Regions from separate parts of the Homo sapiens genome. Here region 1 is linked to region 2. A link is a contact called in ENCODE Hi-C data. All regions are on one chromosome and are shown on one strand. Each heading gives the region's core, a stretch centred on a gene start or an enhancer-like site at or near the end of the contact. The rest is flanking DNA. Distances are from core to core; before and after follow the strand shown.

Evidence for each region. Hi-C counts contacts between places; a loop is a spot of excess contacts on that map. Pooled maps may share reads with other maps.
Region 1: a pooled map shows a loop between it and region 2 (3-fold over the local background). The contact joins the promoter of UTP15 here to the promoter of NLN in region 2. A Hi-C loop is called at or near these places in 2 of 50 pooled maps.

The regions. Positions count from the first base shown.
Region 1 is chr5:73,562,536-73,568,306 of GRCh38, reverse strand. UTP15 (UTP15 small subunit processome component) reads right to left here and starts at 2,564. Exons shown (of 13, transcript NM_032175.4): 1 at 2,395-2,564; 2 at 873-1,045; 3 at 1-72. The coding sequence starts at 962. It overlaps ANKRA2 (ankyrin repeat family A member 2), which reads left to right and starts at 2,668. Exons shown (of 9, transcript NM_023039.5): 1 at 2,668-3,175; 2 at 5,322-5,714. The coding sequence starts at 5,426. RefSeq lists enhancers at 2,299-2,853, 2,425-2,984, 2,995-3,204, 3,225-3,274, 2,854-3,408.
Region 2 is chr5:65,718,522-65,724,300 of GRCh38, reverse strand. NLN (neurolysin) reads right to left here and starts at 2,096. Exons shown (of 13, transcript NM_020726.5): 1 at 1,887-2,096. The coding sequence starts at 1,927. SGTB (small glutamine rich tetratricopeptide repeat co-chaperone beta) reads left to right here and starts at 2,192. Exons shown (of 11, transcript NM_019072.3): 1 at 2,192-2,384; 2 at 3,472-3,593. The coding sequence starts at 3,494. RefSeq lists enhancers at 832-911, 684-1,505 and silencers at 1,782-2,391, 2,462-2,511, 2,572-2,621, 4,666-4,862.

The DNA of each region.
Region 1 (5,771 bases), core at 1,315-3,814, 7.8 Mb before region 2:
ATAATTATATGGAGGCTGAGGAGAAAAGTCTACTTTTGAAACTGCACCAAATTCCTTAATCTGAACAGGGGTCTTAATAAAAAATAATAGTGTGTTAACAGAGTTACCACTGGTAAGACCTATTTATGCATTACATAATTTCTTACAGACCGTTTCTCTTTGTTCTTAGTAACATTTCTTAAGTTGTATTTAACATAAAATTACAAAGAAAGCAAAAAAGGTACATATCTCATCACCCAGACTATTCTTGTTGCCACTGAAATAAACATATGGTTAGAAAGCCACACCCCACTCTGTCTCTTCAGCTATTGAGTTTACTGTGATTTCTACCAGAAAAAAAAAGTTATCATGTCTACACCAGCATACAATAACCACGTACTTGTACTTTTAAAATAACAAAAAGATAATCATACCATGTAGGCTGTTCCACATCTTGCTTCTTTTCACTTAGTAACACATATTAGCTTTCATAGGAGCAATAGACTTACCATCCATTATAAGGGCACACTGTAATTTACTATACCAGTCCACTACTAATAGACATGGGTTTTTCAAGATTTCTACTATTACAAGCAATACTTCAATAAACATCTTTACACATATGAGATTCAAATTTTAAAATTTAATTCATTTGGCATTGATTGATCATCTGTTCTGTGCTAGGCATTTGTATGGTTAATCTGATTAAGCAGTATGGACTTTTACATAAAATTCCAAGAAAAAATAGATATCAAATTATCTGCCCAAACTATAAGCTGCTGATAGATGGTTTTCAGTTAATAATTCTCTGTTAGAGCATCCAGAGTATAACATATGCTAGAGAAATTGGCATAAACACAAATCCCTTCTCCCTCATTACGTCCCACACTCACCTTATAGTTGTTCCAGTACAGTGTATCTTGGGTGATTTTTTCACCAAGTATAGGATATGTCTGAATAGCTACAGGCTTATAACCAGCCATAATTCCATATAATTGCACTATTGTCCAAGAGTCACTATTTTGGAATTGGTATTAGAAATAATTACAGTGACTCTGCCTTAATTCTGAAAAATAAAATATTTTATATACATATTATAAGCTTGTACACATAGTTGATTTTCACTCTGCTTTCTTTAAAAAGTCTGTGTGGAAGTATATAGATTAGAGACCAATAAGCCATTTAATTCTAACCCAGAAAAGGCAATCTATAGGAAGCAGGAATAATTAAAGTGAAGGCTATCATATCGCACCATCTATTCAGCTGTACACAAAGGTTCTCACACCTAGCCAACCATTTTACAACACTTAGGAATAAATCTAGCACAGCCTTACAGTAGCCAAACCAAAAAGGATCATGCTGGCTTTGAGTGTCCATTTTTTGGCAACAGGAAATATTAAGGTGAAACTGCAAATACAAGTTTCCTGAAACCAAGTTTAAGATGACATTTAATCTATAACAATTATAGTTACGGATTTGATTTCCTGAAAGCCTAAAAATGCCAAGAAGTAAGAAACACAAAGCTAATATTCTAATGTAGAAGCTTAAAATTAAATTTACTTTAAAAGGTTTAAACAGTAGGAAAGAAAACTGTAATAAAGCAGTCCTGAAATTAAATTCAACACTAAAGTGGCAGAATAGGATAAAACTTTTAAATAACATGCAATCAAGCCAAAACATTTTTCCAGAACGACTCAATTGCAAAAGAGATTCAATGTTATCAGGTAAATGATTCCAGAGGTGCTGCTCATCATCTATTCCAAAAAGCCTGAAAACTTTACATTAGTAACACCACGATAAATAGGTGTAACATATATTTAAAAGGTGCTTTAATGAAATACAATGACCAATGATTGTATTTCACTGGTCTTTGGGAACACTCTTCTGTTCATTAAAGTACCTACCAATGTGCAGGACACTGCTCTAGGCACTGGGGCTATAATGGTGAATGAAATAAAGACATGGTCTGTGCCTTTGCTTACTCCAATATACTCCATTTTGGCTGGTGACTGGCACCAGATATTAACCTAGACTCAGCCTTGACGTGTCCTTTTCTTCCTCACTCCTAACATCCAAATAGTTAACAAGATCTGCTGATTTTATCTCCCAAATATTTTAAAACTCCATTAGGTTCACTTCACCTGAGGGAGCCTCGTAAGCAAAGGCAAAGATGGAAATGTGTCCATTGCCTTGGAGAGTTGCTGATTACTCCGGGAACTAACAACGGTGGACAGGAAAGGGTGTAATCGCAGAGAAGAACCTAGGTCGAAGCTTAATTGAGGGGAACTTGAGCCGGTTAAAGAATTTGGCCACTCTCCTATATAGCCTGGGAAGCCCCAGAAGAGCATGCCAGATTAACACAGGAAGGCCGGGTGTGAGTGTGGGCTTCCCTCAATGGGAGCCGCCTTCACCTACCTCCACTGAGCCCCAAAGGGTCCGACGAGACACCTCGACCCAAGGACAATTAATCGGACTGTGCCAGCTCCCTACCCTGCACAGTTCAGCAGCACTGGCGTAAAAATCACATGGACCCTCAAGGAGCCGGCGACACACACAGCGAACCGAACGTCGCGCGAAGATGACGTACCAGAGCACGCTCATGAGACTCACGCAGCCCGGCGGCGCAGAGGCGGGTCAGGTGGGCGGGGCGATCTGGAGTAGGAGGTGTGACCGGAGGGCGAAATTGGGGCTTCCTCTGCTCTGGTGACCCAGAACCGTCAACTGAAATGACCCTGTCTGTGTAGTACTCCGGCAGGATGGGCCTCGGAGCGTAAAGGCGGCAAAAACAAAAATATTAAAAAAAAGGAGAGAGGGACAAAAAAAAGAAAACCCGAAAGTTTCAGCTGCATTGCTGCGGAACGTTTTTTAGCCAGAAGGCGAAAGAAGAAATCGGAAGTGACGTCGCGGCCAAAACAAGCCCGGGCTTGGAGGCCTGTACTGAAGCTGGCCTCAGATGGGAAGGCCCGACTCGCTGTCTGCTGTCGTCGGTGGTCGCGAGACCTTGCACTCTCACCGGGTCGGCCTCCAGCCCCTGTGCCCGGGATCCGCTCGCCGCGGATGAGCGAGAGTTTCTTCCTGGGACTTTTCGGGCACAGCTGGCCGGTGGCGACAGAACGGACTTTCTTTCCTGCAAGAGTCTCCCCTCCAGCGGGAGACAGCGGGCTCCTGTCTCGGGACGCTGGGACACCTGTCGCCTGTGAGGCATCATTTATTTTCATAGCACCTTCCTCTCCTTGTAGAATAATTCCAGGATCAGGAAGAAACGAGGGGCTCCTGTTATTAGCATCCACAGGAACTAGCATAGCTGCCCACTTTATCTCCGTAGACTCTCTATCCCTTCATCCCTGGGCTCTGACAGATCGAGGTGAACCTAGCTATCGATTGCCTTACCCCCTTTTTCTCACCACCACCTCTTCTAAGTCCTGTTACCCCACTCCCCTCACCCCCGCCTCCCTCTCCTGTTCTTCAAAATTTTGGCCTACCAATCAACTTTGCTTCTCCTCTCGTTAAACTGCTGTGCCAAGATAAGCGTTCATTTTCCACCCACCCCCTTCGCCTAAGCACATTTGCTATTCTCCTCTCGAAGACCTGTAATTCCATCTATAAACCCTGATTTGTAACATGGAAGCTGTTTAGAGCTGGAAAGAATATTAGAAAGGCCTATTTCAACACCTTTTTATAATAGATGAATTTCAGAAAACTTGTATTATTTATTTGTCCAGGAGTGGCCAGCTAGTTAGTAGCGATGTTGGGAGTGGAAAGCCAGGTCTAATCAGCAAATGTTAGAAATAGAAAAGAATATGGAAAAAATTGTTAAAGTTAAGATCAGAAAACATTTATGGAGCACCTGGTAGGACCAAGTACTGTTCTGTGTGCAAAAATTAGTAAGAGTGGTCCCCATCCTAGGGGAGTTTTCAATTTAGCTGTTATTTAAATGGAAATTGTCAAAAGGATGGTGAATGCTAAAATACAGATACATGCAGGGTGCTCAGAGAGCTTAGGGGAGTTGCACTTAGCCAACCGCTGGATAGGAGAAAGGGGGAGATGGTTCTTCCCTCAGGAAACACAGTTCACATTGTCCAGTCCCTTTTAAGACGCATGGACTAATGCATTGCACATCCATCTCCCTTTGAATCACTGAACTAATTTTCTTTTCTGGTTTCCTTCTTTTTGCCCAAATGTATTAACCTTCTTACTTCCTGCTTTTTTTTTTTTTCCTTACTATACTATGTGTTATTTATTCAACTCTCTCGTGGAGATTTTGGCTTTGTTTAGGGCTGCCTCATTTTAATGGTCAGAGTGATGGAGTCAGAAGAGCTGAGTAAGCCCTCATAATTCATGAGCTTCCTTTTTTACCCCTCCTAGGTGGACATATGATTACCTGACCTGCCTACTCAAAGGATTGTTATAAAGACTAATCTTTGAAAATGTTTTTAAAATTGTAGAAGGTGGTTATCTGTAAATGTATGGTTTCGCGACCCTTGCTCCACTGCGATCCTAATGCATTTTTCTTTTAATTCCAATTCCAATTTTGAAACACCCTGCACCCTCTCAAAATTCCTAAGAGGCAATTAACCCTAACATGAAAAAATTAACTGGATGTTATTAATTTCCTTTCTGTCCCAAATGATAATGTATCTAAGACAACTATACATCTTGGAAAGCCAATCCATAATCTACCTACTTTATTTTTCATGAAAACCTACATTAAGTTGCTAATGCTTAATCGGAACAAAAATTCATAAATGTACCTTCAGTTCATCAAAACCAAAGCTTTGTAAAGCCTTTCATGGTCTAGGAATCACAGGTGTTATAGATGACAATGCCAATAAACTTGGATACAACATGAATTATCATTTCTTAAATTCAAACTAAGGGCCACCTATATAAACATAGCATATTAAAGAACTAACCTTAGGTAAGAGATTAAAGTTTATTTTCATTGTTAGCCTGATCTTTTATCCATTTGGTGATATTCAGATATAGGAAATGGGAGAAACAGTAACTAAAATGTATTGGAATTTAATGATGGAGGTGAGAATATCACTGTACAGTATTTCATTTGGTCTTTACCAGAACCCTATAAGGTTAATGGTGATATCCCTATTTTATAAATGACACGGAAGCTCAGAGGGATTGAGTAACTTCTACAGGTCACACAGCTAATTAATGGCAAAGTTTGGATTCATACCCAGGTTTCTCTACCTCTGAACATTATATTCTTTCTATTATGTGTAGGTGCTTTCAAGAGCATTGTTACAATACTTGATTGAAAATGATTATTTTGTGTGTTTTTACCTAAGCTGATAGAATACTTTTAATTTTCTAATTTTTTCTTTCAGATTTTTAAATATCCAGATTCCAAGAACACACTGGATACTGCTCTTACAAAACCAAGAGGAAATCATGAAGAAATGTTTTAGTTATTGAAACTACAGTTGAAATCATGGATACATCAACAAATCTGGATATTGGAGCCCAGCTTATCGTGGAAGAGTGTCCCAGCACTTATAGCCTAACTGGCATGCCAGACATTAAAATAGAACATCCACTGGACCCAAATTCAGAAGAAGGGTCAGCTCAGGGTGTTGCCATGGGAATGAAATTCATATTGCCTAACCGATTTGATATGAATGTGTGTTCTCGATTTGTGAAGTCCTTAAATGAAGAAGATAGTAAAAATATTCAAGATCAGGTTAACTCTGACCTGGAGGTGGCATCTGTCCTATTTAAAGGTTGAAAGTTATGGTATAAATATCTGCATTTGTTTTTGTTTTTGTATATTTGGGTTA
Region 2 (5,779 bases), core at 847-3,346:
GAGAAAAAATAATGGTTAACCAGGGATTGGGGGAGGAAGTAATGGGCAGTTATTGTGTAATAGGTACAGGGTTTCAGTTTGGGATGATGACAAGTTCTGGAGATGGACAGTGGTGTTGGCTGTACCTCTCAATTGTACACTTAAAAATTATCAAAATGGTAAATTTTGTTATATCTTACCACAATTTTAAAAAAAAGGGAAAAAACCCCACAATGTTAATCTTCTCACTGATTGGGGGGCGGGGGGGTTGGTTTGGAAAATAGTTATTTTTCATTAAAATCACTATTTATGCACCTAGCCTATTTATTAGTTTTGTAAATTAACAACTACTTTAATTTTTTTCCAGCTTTAATGTCTAATATGGTAAATATAGACAGATATACCACACAAACAGAAGCTCTTAGGTCCACGGTAATTTTTGAAAGGTAAAGGGGTCCTGAGAATAAAAAGTTTGAGAATTGTTCTTTTTTTTTTTTTTTTTTTTTTGAGACGGAGTCTTGCTCTGTCGCCCAGGCTAGAGTACAGTGGTGCGATCTCGGCTCACTGCAAGCTTCGCCTCCCGGGTTCATGCCATTCTCCTGCCTCAGCCTCCCGAGTAGCTGGGACTACAGGCGCCCGCCACCACGCCCGGCTAATTTTTTGTATTTTTTAGTAGAGACGGGGTTTCACCGTGTTAGCCAGGATGGTCTCGATCTCCTGACCTCGTGATCCACCCGCCTCGGCCTCCCAAAGTGCTGGGATTACAGGCATGAGCCACAGCGCCCGGCCGAGAATTGCTCTTATATGAAGATTTATTCCCTCCTCTCACCCCTGCATTATGTGAAGTCTTCATTTCTTGGTATAACTTCATTTGACAGCTATATCGATTGCAGCCTGGAGACTAGCAAAAAACGACAGGCTGAAATATGGTCACCAATCACCACATTAACTCTTTGTAATTAACCACTGTCGCCTGCCTGCTCCCTAACTCTACGGACTGAGCAACACAAAGCTCCATCCACACAGACGAGTGGCAATGTGCAAAAGGGAACTGTAGAAAGCTTAAATGCTGACATGTTACAAAGTAGTTTTGTTGATAGCTAGCAAGAAGCACACATTTTCTTTATTCTGTTGAATCTTCATTTGGATTTACAGTTCTGGGCAGATTTGGAAACGGGGATGGTGGCGGCATTGTTTCCGAAAACCAGCGCATCCGTGCAAAGAATTTAATTCCCTCACCATCTTGCTACTGGTCTGTTGCAGTGGGGTGTGGTTAGAGGGCTAGGAAGCAATCCAAAACAGCAGCTCAGGCTGCCCAAAGCCGTGTCCAAGCGATCATTTTCTCCATTTTGGGCCAAGTCAATTTGCACCGGCAAGAGGCAGAATGTTTGTTTTATGGGGAGGAGGAAAATAAAAAAGGAAGTCAGAGAGCATGGACGGAAACAAGCAACACCACCAAAGAGGTTTCATCTCGGGTGGATGTTAAACGATTGGAATGCTAATAATGGGCGCGAGGAGCAAACACAATTGTTCTGAGTCCACAGCTGCGGCACTTTTAATGACAGGTCTGTAGTTCTGCATTGGGATTGAACGTGAAATGATTTTCTTATCCAAACTATTTGCATTCATTTTGGGCCGCGTCTGTGACCAGCCTCGCTGACTGCGGCTGAGGCAGTCCCAAACAAAGAGGAATGGACGTCCTCCCGAGGGAGCGGAGGCGGGAAAGGTGGCCCCAGGTGGCCGCGCCAGGTGTCCCCCAGGGGTCCACCTTGCAAGCCGCGGGGAGGGTGCGTCCCGGGAGCGTCGGAGAGGCGCGGTCGGGAAGGGGTGGGTCCGGGCTCCAGGCACCACACGGCGAAAGACCCCGCCCTGCCCACGGCCAAGGTTAACCCGCGCGCTGGAGGTACCTGCGGAGGCTTCGCACAGCCAAAAGGCACCGGGCGATCATGGGAGCGCTGAGAGGCTGGCGGCGGCGGGCGCGTGGTCCTTCGGCGTGGGGCGGCGAGGCGGGCGGCAGCGCCTGGGCGCCCGGGAGTCTCGAGCCGGCCTAGCCGCAGAGGCCACAGTGGCTGCCTGGCCAGCGCCCTCCCACGTGCGGCAGCTCCACGCCGGCGCCTACCAGCCCCGCCCCGCGCCGTGCCCCGCCCCAGCTCGCGTGTCTGGCCCCGCCCCAGCCCTCGCGTCCGGCCCCGCCCCAGGGGCGGTGCTGGCCAGACCCTGCCGCCTGAGAGAGAGCACAGCCTGGTGGGTTCTGGGGTCTACGGCCTAGGGGCCGGGGAAGTTTGCGCCGCCGCGACCAGTGCTGCGATCCCGAGCCGGGCTCCAGCCCCGAGGACCAGGGGTCGGGCGGGCCTGCCTACGGAACCCCGCGGGCCAGCAGCAGTCGTCTCGCGTCCTCCTGCTTGGTAAGGGGCTTCTGTCTGGCAAGGGTGCGCCTCCCGCCGCTCCGGACCGGGGCCCGCACCGGCACCCGCTGCACACCGGGCAGGGCCGAGGCGAGGCCGGGTACCTGAGGGAGGACGGAAGGGAGGGGGAGCTCGATGCGCTCTGGGGAGAGGAAGGGGGAGAAGCCTATTTCCCTCTTCTCACCCCTTTTCCCCCCATTCTGTTTTTACCTTCTGCCCTGGGGCCTTATTTAGTGCTTATGACCCCGTGGCCTAGAGGCTGACATCGCCTTTAAAATAACTACACAAATAATAAACATTATAGCGGCGGGTACCACACCCTGGCTTTGAATTAGGGAACCTGGGGAGCAGATGGATGATGCGATTTGGTGGAAATCAGCCATGAATGCCGCCTGGCCCTGCGCCACTGTTTGGATGCGATAGTATTCCATGTGAATGAACATGACCGGGAGCTTCCAGCTTGTCCACGAGAGCACAGCCTCTGCAGGGAGCGCCGGTCGGCTTGTAGTATCCATCGACTTGGGCAGCGATTTCCTGACATGTCTGCTGATTAAATAGAAATGCCATTTTTATTAAGAACGACACTCACCACTTGAATAACCTTTCGCGAATGTGTTTCCTCATCAAATAACTCTCAACCTACAAAAGTGGGTAGAGTGTACATTATTAATACTTTTTTTAGATCCCATGAAAAAGAGGAAGATGCTTGGTATACATCAGCTTTTAGTCAGCAGTATGAAATGCCTCTTAACTTAGTACTGAGGCCTTTAGGGGATTTCTGTATGGTGAGATATGCAGTGACAGTCTAAGCTTATGCTGTACATGTTTTGAAGACATTTTTACTTATTCCAAGATTTAACATACTCGTATACCACTGGGTATTAATGAAAATATGTAATAAATTACCTTCACAATACTTTGTGCTCTCCTGACTCTTTACAAAGAGAAAAGATGAAAGGTCATACAGTTTTGTGTTTTGTTTTTACCTTTAATACACTTTATAACCCATATCATCTTTGTAATTTATGACTTTCCTGACTGATTCTTTAAAATAACTTAGTTCAGTGTTTTCATTTTTCTTATCAAGGAAAAGTGTTTAAGCTTCTAAAATGTCATCTATCAAGCACCTGGTTTATGCAGTTATTCGTTTCTTACGGGAACAAAGTCAGATGGACACTTACACCTCGGATGAACAAGAAAGTTTGGAAGGTATGCATCTGCTCTTTGTGTTCATTTATATTATAATTATAAACGAAGACTAAAATAGCTGTAAGCCCAACTTGATGATCTATTGTAACATAATCAGAATTTTTTTTGATCTTTCAAGAGGAGAGGCCTGACTATAAGGTTATCGTATTTCCATTTTCTGAAGCTTGTTTTGTTTGTTTTAACAACAAATTAAGAGGACTATTGTTCATTTATTGAACAAATACTATATGTCAGAAGTATGCTGTTCATATTATAGGCAATTTTTTCTTCACAGCAACTGTTATGTTAGTATTATCCCCATTTAACAAGTGAGAAAATAAAACCAGGGCCAGGCTTGGTGGCTCATGCCTGTAATCCCAGCACTTTGGGAGGCCGAGGCAGGTAGGTCATTTGAGGTCAGGAGTTCAAGACCAGGCTGGGCAACATGGCAAAACCCTGTCTCTACTAAAAATACAAAAAGTAGCCAGGTGTGGTGGCACTTGCCTGTAGTCCCAGCTACTCAGGAGGCTGAGATAGGAGGGTGGCTTAAACCCAGGAGGTGGAGGTTGCAGTGAGCTGAGATCACACCACTGCACTCCAGCCTGGGCCATGAGCGAGACCCTATCTCAAAAAAAAAAAAAAAAAAAGAAAAAGAAAATGAAACCAAATAGCGTAAGCAGATAACACAGCTGATATGTGATAAAGCTGAGATTTAAATCCTGGTTAATACTCTGAAGATCTTGTTGTCTCCATTTCCTAATAGGAAAGCATCCAGTTTAGAAATAATATATAAAAATACCTGAGTCATTTTAATAGCACTATGTAAAAGTCTAATAATTATACCACTAGTGAGATCTGACCAGTGCCTAATTTGGAACTTGAAATGGGAGCATTTCACCTGTGTTTTACGTTAACTTTAATATTGGATTCGGTAATCTGTAAAGTTGAACAGGATGTGGGTGATAGCATCATGTGTTTCCTCGACACCGTCTTTGTTCTTCATGTTTATGTGTTATAAAATTTAAATTCAGTACAACCATAACAAGGTAGAATTCTGCAGATGGGCTTGTGGAGGTTCAGTGAATCTGGTGTCCCTGTGGCCTAAAGTCTTTTATTTATTTATTTATTTTTTGAGACAGGGTCTGTCTGGCTCTGTCACCCAGGCTGGAGTGTAGTGGCACAATCTCGGCTCACTGCAACCTCCACCTCCTGGGCTCAATTGATCCTCCCACCTCGGCCTCCTGAGTAGCTGGGACTACAGGAGTACACTACCACACCCGGCTAAGTTTTGTATTTTTTTTTGTAGAGACAGAGTTTCGCCATGTTGCCCAGGCTGTTCTCAAACTCCTGGGCTCAAGTGATCCACTCGCCTTGGCCTCCCAAAGTACTGAGATTACAGGCATGAGCCACCCCTCCCAGCCCCAAAGTCTTAATTATTGCAGTGAGAGTGCATTTGGAAGAACTTAATAAATGACAGTATAGTTATAAATCCCATCTTGAAACTGCTTCTATAATTTCAACAAGCATTTCCCTGTGAATATGCTTTTAGGAGGTGGAGATGAAAATTGGGCATTTGCTCTAAACCTCCTTGCAGTCTGGTTAGTTGATGTCTTTCCAGGTGGCAGTGAGAGGAGCAGGTGATGCACAGTTGGAGAACATTGCAATCAGTCCATTTAATATTAAGGTCTTTTTGTTCTCCTTGATGATTAGACTATGTGAAAATAAAGTTGATTGGTTATCTAAGGAGAATGTTAGTTATGATTGCTCTGTAGCAAACAGATAAATGCAGTCATTTAAGAAAAGATGTTTCTTTTCTAATCAAAAGCAGCATAAAAGTTTTAAGGGCCAGAAAGAAAATTGAGGGTTTTTTTTTCAAACCAAGATGTTATGTCCTATTTTTAGGATGGTATTCAGCCAAAAATATGTGCCTTCAGCTGTTTGTTATATATGGCAGTCAGAAAGGGTGCCAATTGTTTTTGACTGACCCCTATTTTTGACTCTGTGAGTCTAATTTAATTGAACATGAAATCATGTGGAGGTGTCTGCCCACCTTCTAGACATTTTTAAAAGCCCTAGGAAAGAAGCCTCAGTTCTAATACCAGCTTTACCACTACTGTGAAGCTGGTATATCATCAGCTTTGTCTTGCCATCAGATTATGTCACCCACTCCTCTTAATTATTGTCATCTACTGACATTTGCTTCATTC